Linked DNA regions of Homo sapiens: region 2 is linked to region 1. A link is a loop called in an ENCODE intact Hi-C map of the cell type or tissue named here. Cell type or tissue: HCT116. All regions are shown on one strand. Each heading gives the region's core, and the rest is flanking DNA. Links, peaks and the distances in the headings are about the cores only.

The links. A loop is a pair of places that touch in the nucleus more often than their neighbours do. Peaks named below come from ENCODE experiments on the same cell type or tissue, not always from the same donor. Only the 100,000 strongest peaks of a DNase experiment are listed, where the experiment ranks them.
Region 2: a loop joins it to region 1, with 2.3 times the contacts of the local background. A loop is called at or near these places in 2 of 110 quality-filtered maps.

What each region holds. Positions count from the first base shown.
Region 1 is chr19:5,367,700-5,374,032 of GRCh38, forward strand. No RefSeq gene overlaps it. Among named protein-coding and RNA genes, the nearest start is that of PTPRS, 30 kb to the left of the region's middle. In HCT116, for the core only: a CTCF peak has its summit at 2,353; a DNase peak (open chromatin) is centred at 2,377.
Region 2 is chr19:5,531,316-5,537,648 of GRCh38, forward strand. No RefSeq gene overlaps it. Among named protein-coding and RNA genes, the nearest start is that of TINCR, 33 kb to the right of the region's middle. RefSeq lists enhancers at 5,169-5,832, 5,833-6,333. In HCT116, for the core only: a CTCF peak has its summit at 3,815 (motif pointing left); DNase peaks (open chromatin) are centred at 3,846, 5,336 and 5,650; H3K4me3 peaks cover 1,001 bases; H3K27ac peaks cover 1,043 bases.

The DNA.
Region 1 (6,333 bases), core at 453-5,452:
TAGGTGGATGAGTGGTTGGGTGGGTGGGTTATGGATGGATGATAGATGATAGATGGATGAATGGATGGATGAATGAGGGATAGATGGTTGGATAGATGGGTAGGTGGGTGAATGGTTGGATGGATGGGTTATGGAAGGATGATTGGCGATGTATGGATGAATGAGTAGATAAATGAATGAATGGATGGATGGGTTACGGATGAGTATAGATCATGGATGAGTGATAGATGAATATATGGATGAATGGATGGATTGATTCGTGGTTGGGTGGATGGGTTATGGTTGGATGATAGATGGTGGATAGACGGATGGATGAATGAATGATGGATCAATGAATGGGTAGGTAGGTATACAGATGGATGAAAGCATGGGTGAATGGATGAATGGATTGTTGGATAGATAAATGGGTAGCACTACTAACTGTAATGGCAACAGCCCAGTGATACCAGTTCTGCCTTACCAAGAAGAATATGTACTGAGCACATGACTTCACTAAATCCTCAGACTGACTGAGTGTGGGGTTGGCTGTGGCCCTGATGCTTTCACTCTACACTCGGGGTATCCGAGCTCTGATAACTGAATCCCTTCCTTAAAATCTTGGCGTTGTGGCCAGACACGGTGGCTCACGCCTGTAATCCCAGCACTTTGGGAGGCCGAGGCGGGCGGATCACGAGGTCAGGAGATCGAGACCATCCTGGCTAACACGGTGAAACCCCATCTCTACTAAAAATATGAAAACATTAGCTGGGCGTGGTGGCGGGCGCCTGTAGTCCCAGCTACCTGGGAGGCTGAGGCAGGAGAATGGCGTGAACCTGGGAGGCAGAGCTTGCAGTGAGCCGAGATCGTGCCACTGCACTCCAGCCTGGACAACAGAGCTAGACTCCGTCTCAAAAAAAAAAAAAAATCTCAGTGGTGGGCTCTTCCCAGTACTATTCTAAGATTTCCCTTGTCCAGGTGGCTTCCCAGTGTCCAAATCCAGTGATCACTTCTCAGCACCCATCCTCCTCATGCTCCTAGCAACATCTACCCTGGGTGGTCCCTCCTCCTGGGAGCATCATCTTCACGTGGCCCCCAGCGTCCCCACATTTGCCTGCATTCACCCTCCTCTCTGTTGGACTCTTCTCAGTCTCTCTGCAAGCTTCTCTCTGCAAGCTTCTCTCTTCTGCTCAGCTGCTAAACACAGGGTAGTCCTTGAGCATAGTCTCTGTCTCCTCTTCTCATTCATCCCCATGGACATGAATACATTCTAACACCATGGACTAACACCATGGACACGAATACATTCTAACACCATGGCTAGTAAAAGCTAGCTCTGGGCCAGGCGCGGTGGCCCACGCCTGTAATCCCAGTACCACGGACTGTCAGATTTATGCCTTCAGAAGGCATCTCTTCTGGGAACATCAGAATCTTATATCCAAATGGCCCGTCTGCATCTACATGTAGGTGCCCAAAAGGCAGCTCAAACTTAACAGGCCAAAGCCAAACCTTGGTCATCACCCCTCCCCATCCTGTGGCTCCTACCCCATCCTCTATCATCCATCCATAATATATCTACCCAACCATTCATTCACCCACTCATTCAACCATCCATTCATCCACTCATCCATCCCTCCATACACCCATCCATCCCTCCATACACCCATCCATCATCCATCTATTCATCCACCCATCCCCATCCATCCATTTATCCATCCATTATCTATTATCCATCCATGACCCATTAACCCAACCACTCACCCACCCACCTACCTATATATTCATCCATCCATCCATCCATCCATCCGTCACCCATTTATTCATCTATCCATCCATTCACTCATCCATCCATCACTTATTATCCATAACCGATCCACCCAACCACTCACTCATCCATCCATCCACCCATCCATCCATAATTTATTCATTCATTCATCATCTATATCCATCTATAACACATCAACCCGCTCACTTATCCATCCATCCATAATTCATTCATTCATCATCTATTATCCATCCGTAACACGTCCACCCACCCACTCTTCCATCCATCCATCCATCCATCCATCCATCCATCCTTATTCATCCATTTTCATCCTCCCCAAACTCATACTAATAGGTTGCACCTCTAACATCCAAGGGGCTCAAGTCAGAAACCCTGGAATCAATCTCAAGTCAACTCTTTTCCTCACATTTCACCATCAGTCCTTTAGAAAATCTTGTTGGCTCTGCCTTCAAATCTATTCACAACCTGCCTACTTCTCGCCCCTCTTTTACATCCCCAGGTCCAGCCCCATCATTGCCTGCCTGGACCAGTACAGTTGCTTCTGCCCTGGTCCTCACCTCCCCTGCTCACTAACCCATCAGACCGTTCCCCCCTCAGCAGCCAGAGGGCGCCTGTGAGCACCTGAGTCAGGTCCTGTCCCTCTTCTGCCCACAGCCCTCCATGGCTGTCACCTCCCTCAGAGTCAAAAAGCAAGTCCTCTCTGCGGCCCACAAGGCTCTGTGTGACCTGCCTTGACACCTCCTCCTCCGTCTCTTTCCCTTGCTCACTGTGCTCCAGCCACAGGGTTTTCCTCAATGTTTCTCCAACGCACCAGGTGGGGTCCTGCCTCAGGGCTTCCGCGTGGGCTGTGCCTTCTATCTCCCTCCCCCACCTCCACCTCCTTTGGTCTCTATTGAAATGGCGCTTCTCACAGAGACCTCCCCTGGCCACTTCCCCACATTTATCTCCGTCAGAGTCTGTTCTCCTTTACTGCTTGTTTCCAGCCCACCCCACCCCCCGCCCCTCACCCTTAGCTCTTACCACCATCTGACCCCCTGTATATTTTACTTGTGTGTGTGGTTTTCTTGTTTTTGTTTTTGTTTTTGAGACGGAGTCTCGCTCTGTCGCCCAGGCTGGAGTGCAGTGGCGCCATCTCGGCTCACTGCAAGCTCCGCCTCCCGGGTTCACGCCATTCTCCTGCCTCAGCCTCCCCAGTAGCTGGGACTACAGGCGCCCACCACCACGCCCGGCTAATTGTTCGCATTTTTAGTAGAGACGGGGTTTCACCGCGTTGGCCAGGTTGGTTTCAGTCTCCAGACCCCGTGATCCACCCGCCTCAGCCTCCCCAAGTGCTGGGATTACAAGTGTGAGCCACAGTGCCCGGCCACTTGTGTATTTTTGTCTTTTAGACAGAGTCTCCTCCTGTTGCCCAGGCTGAAGTGCAGTGGTGTCATCATAGCTCACTGCAGCCTCATACTCCTGGGCTCCAGCGATCCTCCCTCCTCAGCCTCCTAAGTACCTGGAACTATAGGCACACCACCATGCCCTGCTAATTTTTTTTTCAGAGATGGGATCTTGCTATGTTGCCCAGGCTGGTCTCAAACTCCTGGGCTCAAGTGATGCTCCTGCATCAGCCTCCCAAAGCATTGAGATCACATGAGTGAGCAGCTGTGCCCCACCTACTTGTGTGGGGGGGTTTTCTTTGTTAACATGTAACATCAGCTCTTCAAAACAGAGATCTTCATTCTGTCAAATTTGCTATTTCCTCTCAGTACCTAGAACAGTGTCTGACTCAGTTAATAGGTGTTGAATAATTAAATATCTAAAGTAAGCCCCAACCCATTCGTTGAGCACCCACTATTGCCAGATGCTGAAAAGCTTGTCCAGAAAAAGAGAAAGTGGCTAAACCCATGCAGAGACCACACCCCAAACCAGTTCAGAAAGGCGGATCACCTCCAAAATGTGGCAACAAGAAAGGAAGTCTGCCGGTTGCAGTGGCTCATGCCTGTAATCCCTGCGCTTTGGGAGGATGACACAGGAGGATCACTTGAGTCCAGGAGTTTGAGACCAGCCTGACCAACATAGCAAGACCCCATCTCTAAAAAAATTTTTAAAAATTAGCTGGGCATGGTGGTGCATACCTGTAATCCCAGCTGCTCGGGAGGCTGAGGTTGGAGGATCACTTGGGCCCAGGAGGTTGAGGCTGGAATGAGCTATGATCATACCACTACACTCCAGCCTAGGTGACAGAGTTAGACTCTGTTTCCAAAAAAAAAATCCCAAAAAACAAAAAAAGGAAGTCCTTTCCGTCTGGGCTTTCCTTGCCTCCTACTCTGAGCCACTAGTTTCTTCAGGCATCCTGAAGCGTGGACTTGCCTCCCGTTTGCTGCACACGGGCCCCCATCCCTGGCTCTGCTCCTTCTCTCACACCCTCAGTTCCCTAGTTTGAGGAAGTTTTTCTTCCGAGAACGTTCACGCAAGCCTTTCGCACCCTGGGCCAGCGACACGTGAGCCTAGAAAAAAGCTTAAAGGTCAATGTCTATAACTGAATTTTCCTCTATATAAAAATAGCATCTTTGTAATCGTTTAAATGGCTCTGAGGGAGGGAGAGAGGGAGCGAGAGAGAGAATGAGGGAGAGGACGAGAGGCACCGAGGGATGCTGTGTCTCCCAGCCAGCAGGTGCATGTGCGAGGGCATTTGTATGGATACGCGTGTGTGTACATGTGTCTATGTTTGTGTGTGCATGCACCTGTGCACATGAGCTCACGTTTGTGTGAATTGTGAGTATGCATATGTGCATTTCATGTGCATGTGCATGCATGTTCAAGTTTTGTGTGTGCATGTGTGCCTGTGTGCATGTGTGCCTGTCATTGTTCACGTGCATCTATGTGCACACATGTCTCTCTGTGTGTATGTCTGCCTACAGGCATGAGTATGTGAGCGTGCATCTGTGTGTGCAGGCATGTTCAATGCATGTGTGCACACATGTCTCTGTGTACACATGTGCCTAAGTGCGAGTGTGTGTATGTATACACATATGAGTCCATGTGTCCATGTTTGGGTGTGCATGTATATTTATGTTTGTGTGAATTGTGTGTGTGCATGCGTTCGTGAATATGCATGTGCGCACATGTGCTTATGTGCATCTGTGTGCATGTGTGGGTTTGCATGTATGTACATGTTTATGTGCTTGTGTGTCTCTTGTGTGTGCAGGTCTGCCTACATGCATGAGTGTGTGAGTGTGTATCTGTGTGTGCAGGCATGTTCAATGCATTGTGCACACATGTCTGTGAGCACATGTGCCTAAGTGCAAGCATATGCATGTATACACATGTGTGTCCATGTGTCCGTGCTTGTGTGTGCATGTATGTTCATGTTTGTGTGAATTGTGTGTGCATGCATTTGTGAATATGCATATGTGTGCATGTGTGCACATGTGCTTGTGTGCATGTGTGTGCCAGTTTGCATGTATGTGCATGTTCCTGTGCACATGCGTTCACATGTAATGATGTGCACATATGTCTCATGCGTGCATGTGTGTGCATGTATGTTCATATGAATGTGTGCACTCATGAGCATGTGCCACATGTCTCTGTGTGCATGTGTGCATGTATGCCTACCTGCATGTAGGCACCCGTGTTTGTGCATGAGTGTGTGCACAGGTTTGTTTTGTACACACTGTCTGGGACCTGCCTTAAGCTTCAGGTGTCCATTCCCCATTCCACCAGAGTGGCTGCCTACACTTGGAAAATGAACAGGATCTGGTCTCAAGCCTTCCTGAGCTCCAACCAGCCCTGCCTGAGCGACCTTGGGTGTATCATCTGTCCTGCTGAGCCTCACATTTTCCCCACGTAAACTGGCGTGTGGGGTGAGCACAGCCACAGAGAGCTCCTCTGGCTGAGTGCCGAGTCTGTGAGGAACCGGAGCTGGGGGTTCAGCTGCAGTTGGAGCTCGACCTGGATGAATGGATGGCACATGGAGGATGCTGGTGAGTGACCCAAGGAGGGGTGAGTGAGGTGGGTGTGGGCTTCTTCTCTGGGCCTCGGTTTCCCCTCCTTACCCTGGAGAGTTGGACTCAAGCCTCTCTTGATCCTTCTAGTGAAAAGATCCCACACTTGGCTGTATCGGGGTTCCTCCTTCTGTCCCGCATTCTCAAATCCCCCCACCTCATTCTTGAGTGTGGCCTGGGAGTGAATTGGAAAGGCTCTCTCTGGGCCTCAGTTTCCCCAGCCATAATAGAGAAAAGTCACTTAGATGGGTCCAGAGGACCATACCCCTCTAACATTCAGGAATGTCCTCATGGAAATACATTTCCTCCCTACTAACTTTCAACAGAGGAAAGTTTATCGTCATCTGACCTTGCCTTTTTGTTTCTGTTTTTGTTTTTTTGAGACAGGGTGTCACTCTGTTGCCCAGGCTGGAGTGCAGTGATGAGATCTGAGCCCATTGCAACCTCTGCCTCCTGGGTTAAGCGATCCTCCCACCTTTGCCTCCCAAGCAGCTGGATTACAGGCATGCACCACTACACTCATCTAATATTTGTATTTTTAGTACAGATGGGATTTCAGCATGTTGGTCAGGCAGGTCTTGA
Region 2 (6,333 bases), core at 744-5,743, 160 kb after region 1:
TAGTGAAACCCCGTCTCTACTAAAAATACAAAAAATTAGCTGGGCCTGGTGGTGGGCGCCTGTAATCCCAGCTATTCAGGAGGCTGAGGCAGGAGAATGGCTTGAACCTGGGAGGCGGAGGTTGCAGTAAGCCGAGATCACAGTGTTGCACTCCAGCCTGGGCGACAGAATGAGACTCCGTCTCAAAAAAAAAATTGACTGAGCCCCTAATGAGTTCCAAGCATTGTTCCAGGCACTGAAGATGCAGCAGAGAACAAAACAGGCAGAAATTTCTGTCTTGGAAGCGCTGGCAGCCTAGTTGGGCAGACAGACAACGAGCAAATAAATCAAGAACATCTATAGGGTTTTAGGGTCGAGCACGGTGGCTCACGCCTGTAATCCCAGCACTTTGGGAGGCCGAGGTGGGCGGATCACTTGAGGTCAGGAGTTTGAGACCAGCCTGGCCAACATGGTGAAACCCCGTCTCTACTCAAAATATAAAATTAGCTGGGCATGGTGGTGGGCACCTATAATCCCAGCTACTTGGGAGGCTGAGGCAGGAGAATCGCTTGAACCCAGGAGGTGGAGGTTGCAGTGAGCCAAGACTGTGCCACCGCACTCCAGCCTGGGCAACAGAGCGAGACTCCATCTCAAAAATATATATATATATATACACACGTGTGTGTGTATATATATACACGTGTGTATATATATATATATATACACACGTGTATATATATATACACACATATATGTGTATATATATATACGTGTATATATATATACACGTGTATATATACATGTGTGTATGTGCGTATATATATACAGGTGTGTATATATATGTGTATATATGTATATATATGTATATATGTGTATATATGTATATATGTATACATATATGTATACACACACACACACACACACACACACACACACACATATATATATATATATACACTGAGCCCCTAATGAGTGCCAAGCATTGTTCTAGGCACTGAAGACGCACCAAAGAAGGCAGAAATTTCTTTTTTTTTTTTTTTTTGAGATGGAGTCTTGCTCTGTCACCCAGGCTAGAGTGCAGTTGTGCGATTTCAGTTCACTGCCAGCTCCGCCTCCCAGGTTCACGCCATTCTCCTGCCTCAGCCTCCTGAGTAGCTGGGACTACAGGCGCCTGCCATCATGTCTGGCTAATTTTTTGTATTTTTAGTAGAGACGGGGTTTCACCGTGTTAGCCAGAATGGTCTCGATCTCCTGACCTCGTGATCCGCCTGCCTTGGCCTCCCAAAGTGCTGGGATTACAGGCGTGAGCCACCACACCCGGCCAGCAGGCAGAAATTTCTGTCCTGGAAGTGCTGGCAGCCTAGTTGGGCAGACAGACAATGAGCAAATAAATCCAGAAAATCTGTAGGGTTTTAGAGCATGCTAAGTGCTGTGAAGAAAATCAGAGCATGGAAAGTATCAGGAAGGGACAAGAATTGGAAAGGGAGGGCAGGTTGCAATTTTTTTTTAAGAGATGGCGTCTCTCTCTGTTGCCCAGGATGGAGTTCAGTGGTGCAATCACAGCTCACTGCAGTCTTGATTTCCTGGGCTCAAGCCATCCTCCCACCTCAGACTCTTGAGTAGCTGGGACTACAGGCGCACGCCACCACACCTGGCTAATTTTTTTTTTGAGACGGAGTCTCACTCTGTCGCCCAAGCTGGAGTGCAGTGGCATGATCTCAACTCAGCGCAACCTCTGCCTCCCAGATTCAAGCAATTCTCCTGCCTCAGCCTCCTGAGCAGCTGGGATTTACAGGCACAATTTTTGTATTTTTAGTAGAGTCAGTGTTTTGTCATGTCGGCCAGGCTGGTCTTGAACTCCTGACCTCAAATGATCCACCTGCCTTGGCCTCCCAAAGTGCTGGGATTACAGACATGAGCCACCATGCCCGGCCTAATTTTTATTTTTTATTTTGTAGAGATAGAGTCTCACTATGTTGCCCAGGCTGGCCGCAAACTCCTGAACTCCAGTGATCCTCCCAGTTGCAATTTTAAACAGGGTCATCAGGGAGGCCCTACTGAGAAGAAGATTTAGACCAGAGACCTGAAGGAGAGGAAGAAGGGAACCAAAGAGAGATCTAGGGTAAAAGCATTCCTGGCAGGAAGAACAGCCTGTGCAAAGGCCCTGAGGCAGGACTATGCCTGGTGTGTTGGAGGAACAGTGAGGAGGCCCATGTGGCTGGGGCAGAGCCAAGCAAGAGGCAGAGGGGAAGGAGATGAGGTCAGGGAAATGATGGAGGGTAGATTGCGCAGGGCCTTGGAAATGACAAAGAAGACTTTGGCTTATGCCCTGAGATGGAAGCCTCACGTTCTCACTTTAGCATCTCCCTGAGGTAGTCACTAAAATGGTGAAGAGTGTCCACTCCTTTTTCCCAACCCATTCAATGGCAGAGATTGTGGGTTGGCCTCTAACATCCATTCCCCACTTTCTCCTTTACAAATGAAACCTGCCCAGCTAAAGACTGTGTTGCCCGGCCTCTCTTGCAGGTCAGTGTGACTGTCTGACATATTGTGAACAACGGGACAGAAGCAGGTGTAACCTCAGAAGAAAATAACAGGCCTTCTTCTTCCTCTTCCCCCACTGCCCCCCACCTGTGTCTGGAAGGTGGCCACCATCACAGGGGCCGGAGTAGCCACTGTGGTCCACAAGATAGAAGTTGGGGGCTGAGGAGGCAGAGCAACAAGACCGAAGGAGCCCTGGGTCCCTGGTGATTGTGGAGCCTCTGCTGCAGCCTGGGTTGATGCCCAGGTTATGAGGACAGGAGTGATGAGTGTCACCCTTGTTTAAGCCATGGTCTTATGGGTTTCTGGCAACATAGATCATGAATAATCAAAAGTTGTTGTTTTTTTTTTCGAGACGGAGTCTCACTCTGTCACCCAGGCTGGAGTGCAGTGGTGTGATCTCCACTCACTGCAAGCTCTGCCTCCTGGGTTCACACCAGTCTCCTGCCTCAGCCTCATGAGTAGCTTGGACTACAGGTGCCCACCACCACACCCGGCTAATTTTTGGTATTCTTTAGTAGAGATGGGGTTTCACCATGTTAGCCAGGATGGTCTTGATCTCCTGACCTCATGATCCACCCGCCTTGGCCTCCCAAAGTGCTGGGATTACAGGTGCGAGCCACTGCGCCCAGCTGAATAATCAAAAGTTTTGAGCACTCTCACTGCCCCTATTGCAGATTTCAGAGTTTTTGTTGTTGTTGTTGTTTTGGAGACAGGGTCTTGCTCTGTTGCCAGGCTGGAGTGCGGTGGTTCCATCACAAGCTCACTGCAGCCTCGACCTCACAGGCTCAAGTGATCCTCCCACTCAGCCTTCTGAGTAGCTGGGATTACAGGTTTGAGCCACCTTTGATTTTTTTTTGTGGAGATGGGGTGTCGTTCTGTTACCCAGGCTGGAGTGCAGTGGTGCCATCATAGCTCACTGCAGCCTTGACCTCCCAGGCTTAAGTGATTCCCCAACCTCCACCTCCTGAGTAGCTGGGACTACAGGCATGCACCACCACACCTGGCTAATTTTTAAATTTTTTGAAGCAGTTAGCGGGGGGTCTCACTGTGTTGCCCAGGCTGATCCTGAACTCCTGGACTCAAGCGATCCTCCCGCCTCACCCTCCCAAAGTGATGCGAATACAGGCATGAACCACCATGCCCAGCCTTCCAGACTTTTGCTCTTCCGTGCTAACACTCCCCTGATGCAAAACGCCCATCCTCTCTCCTCTCCTCCTCCCAATCTTCCTTTGGCTCTTGGCCTCGTTCCTCCAACCTTGCTGCAACCAAGCTGTACCATGCTACAAGCTCCACCTTGTGGCCAGCCTGGTAACTGACCTTGGCTCTCCTCTTCCTGATGCTGTCCACTTAGTTTTTTTCCAAGACTTAGTTTTATTCCAAGATATGTTCAGGGACATCCATCCTCCCCTACATTCCTTCATCTTCATATCTCCCTCCCTCTCTCTTCCAAATTTGCAGTTCCTCTAGAACCAAGCTGGGTCCTTTCAACCCCTATGTTGTGCATTTGTGGTGATTCTGTAAGGCAGAAAGGGGACCAGAGAGGGTGAATGGGCTGGCTGGGTCACACAGCCAAGCCATCCTCTCCAGAGGAAGCTGAAGAGTGAGCCTGGTCAAGAGAGGATACAGGCTGGGCATGGTGGTTCACATCTGTAATCCCAGCACTGTGAGAGGCCAAGGCAGGCGATTACTTGAGCCCAGGAGTTCGAGACCAGCCTAGGCAACATCATCTCTACAAAAGATAAAAAAATTAGCCAGGTATGGTGGCGGGTGCCTGTAATCCCAGCTACCTAGGAGGCTGAGGTGGGAGGATCGCTTGAGGCCAGGAAGTGGAGGCTGTGGTCAGCTAATATTGTGCCAGGTATATATATATACCTGGGCATGGTGGTGCACATCTGTAATCCCAGCAACTCTGGAGGCTGAGGCACAAGAATCGCTTGAACCTGGGAGGCAGAGGTTGCAGTGAACTGAGGTCACTCCACTGCCCTCTGGCCTGGGTGACAGAGCAAGACACTGTTTCAAAAAAAAAAAAAAAAAAAAAAAAAAAAAAAGAAGATTGATGACAGAGACCATGAACCTTCTGGTCTGAGGACACAGGACAGCGGGGACCCTCAGACACAGGGCCCCCCATTAGTCTTCCAGGAAATCCTTCTATCAAAGCTCAATGATCTCATTCCTTCCTTTGTTCCACAAACACTTATTGAGCAACTGCTGTGTACCAAGTCCTATTTGGGGTGCTGGAAGCAAAACACACTTGCCCTCTTCCTCCCAGGCTAGTGTGGGAAGCATGGGTGAGGTCAGACTGTGATGAAGGCACCCAGAGGAGGCCCCTGACCTGGGCCTTGGGCTTCCCAGAGGAGGTGACGTGGAGGCTGAGATGTGAAAGATGAAGAGGAGAAAGTAGCATGGTCCATGCTGAGGGAACGGCAGGAGCAGAGGCTCCGAGGTGGGGTGGGGTGGGTTTGAGCCCCTAAGAGGCAGCCAGTTGTAATAGAGGCCAACGGCCTGCAGAGCTGGGGGCGAGAGCAGGGCCTTGATCTCAAGGGCAATAGGGAGCCAAGGAAGGATTTAGAGCAAGGGAGGAGTGAGATTGGATTTGCCTTTGAGGAAGATTCCAAAGAGGAAGGACCGGAGGGCACAAGGCTTGAATTCAGGGCCCAGGACGGGGCTGTGCCTCCTTCACCACGTCCTCTGCTGCGCCCGGGCGCAAGGAGGAAGGAGAGCCGGGAGGGCGTACCTGGCAGCCAAAAGCCCAGCCGCTAATGAGCCCGGTGCGGCGCGAGCTATTTTTAGCAGCTGCTCCTCGGGACGCCTAATCGCTCCGGCCGGCTCCCGCCAGGCTGCCATGGAAACGCTCGCGCCACCGCCAGGAGCTCCCTCCCGGTCCCGGCCGGCGCTGCCCGCCCCTCAGCCCGGGGCCAGGATGATGCGTGCTGCCCCCCGCCAGGAAGGAGCCCTGCCTGCCTTCCCAGCACTGTCACTGCACGGCTGTGCGATCCCGGGACATCTCTGCCCCTCTCTGGGCCTTAGAGGGCAAGAGAGGTAAAGGCGCGCACTGGAGGCTGAGAAGCACGTTTGAATCTCCGCTGGGCCAACGACTTGGGGTGCAAGGTCAGGAGTGTCCCAGAATCTGAGCCCTCTTTTTGTCATCTGAAAAGCAAGCCCCCGCCTCATTTAACTGCGGAGAGCACCCGGCCCCGAGGAATAAGTGATTTCAGAATTCCAAACACTCATTAAACACCTACTGCATGCCAGCCATTGCCCTAAGCTCTTTTTTTTTTTTTTTTTTTTTTTGAGACGGAGTGGAGTCTTACTCTGTCGCCCACGCTGGAGTGCAGTGGGACAATGTCAGCTCACTGCAACCTCCACTTCCTGGGTTCAAGCGATTCTCCTGCCTCAACCTCCCAAGTACCTGGGATTATAGGCATGAGCCACCATGCCTGGCCTTTTTTCTTTTTTTTCTTTTTTTTTTTTTTAAGAGACAGGGTCTCGCTCTGGAGTGCAGTGGTGCAATTGTGACTCACTGCAGCGTCAGCCTCACAGGCTCAGGTGATCCTCCCACCTCACTCTCTGGAGTAGCTGGGCCCACAGGCATGCACCACCACACCCAACTAATTTTTGTATTTTTTGTAGAGACGAGGTTTCACCTTGTTACCTAGGCTGATCTCAAACTCCTGGGCTCAAGTGATCCACCCGCCTCAGCCTCCCAAAGTGCTGGGATTATAGAGGTGAGCTACCACCCCCGGCCTAAATTTTTATTTTTATTTTTATTTTTGTAGAGGCAGAGTCTTGCTTTGTTGCCCAGGCTGGGTC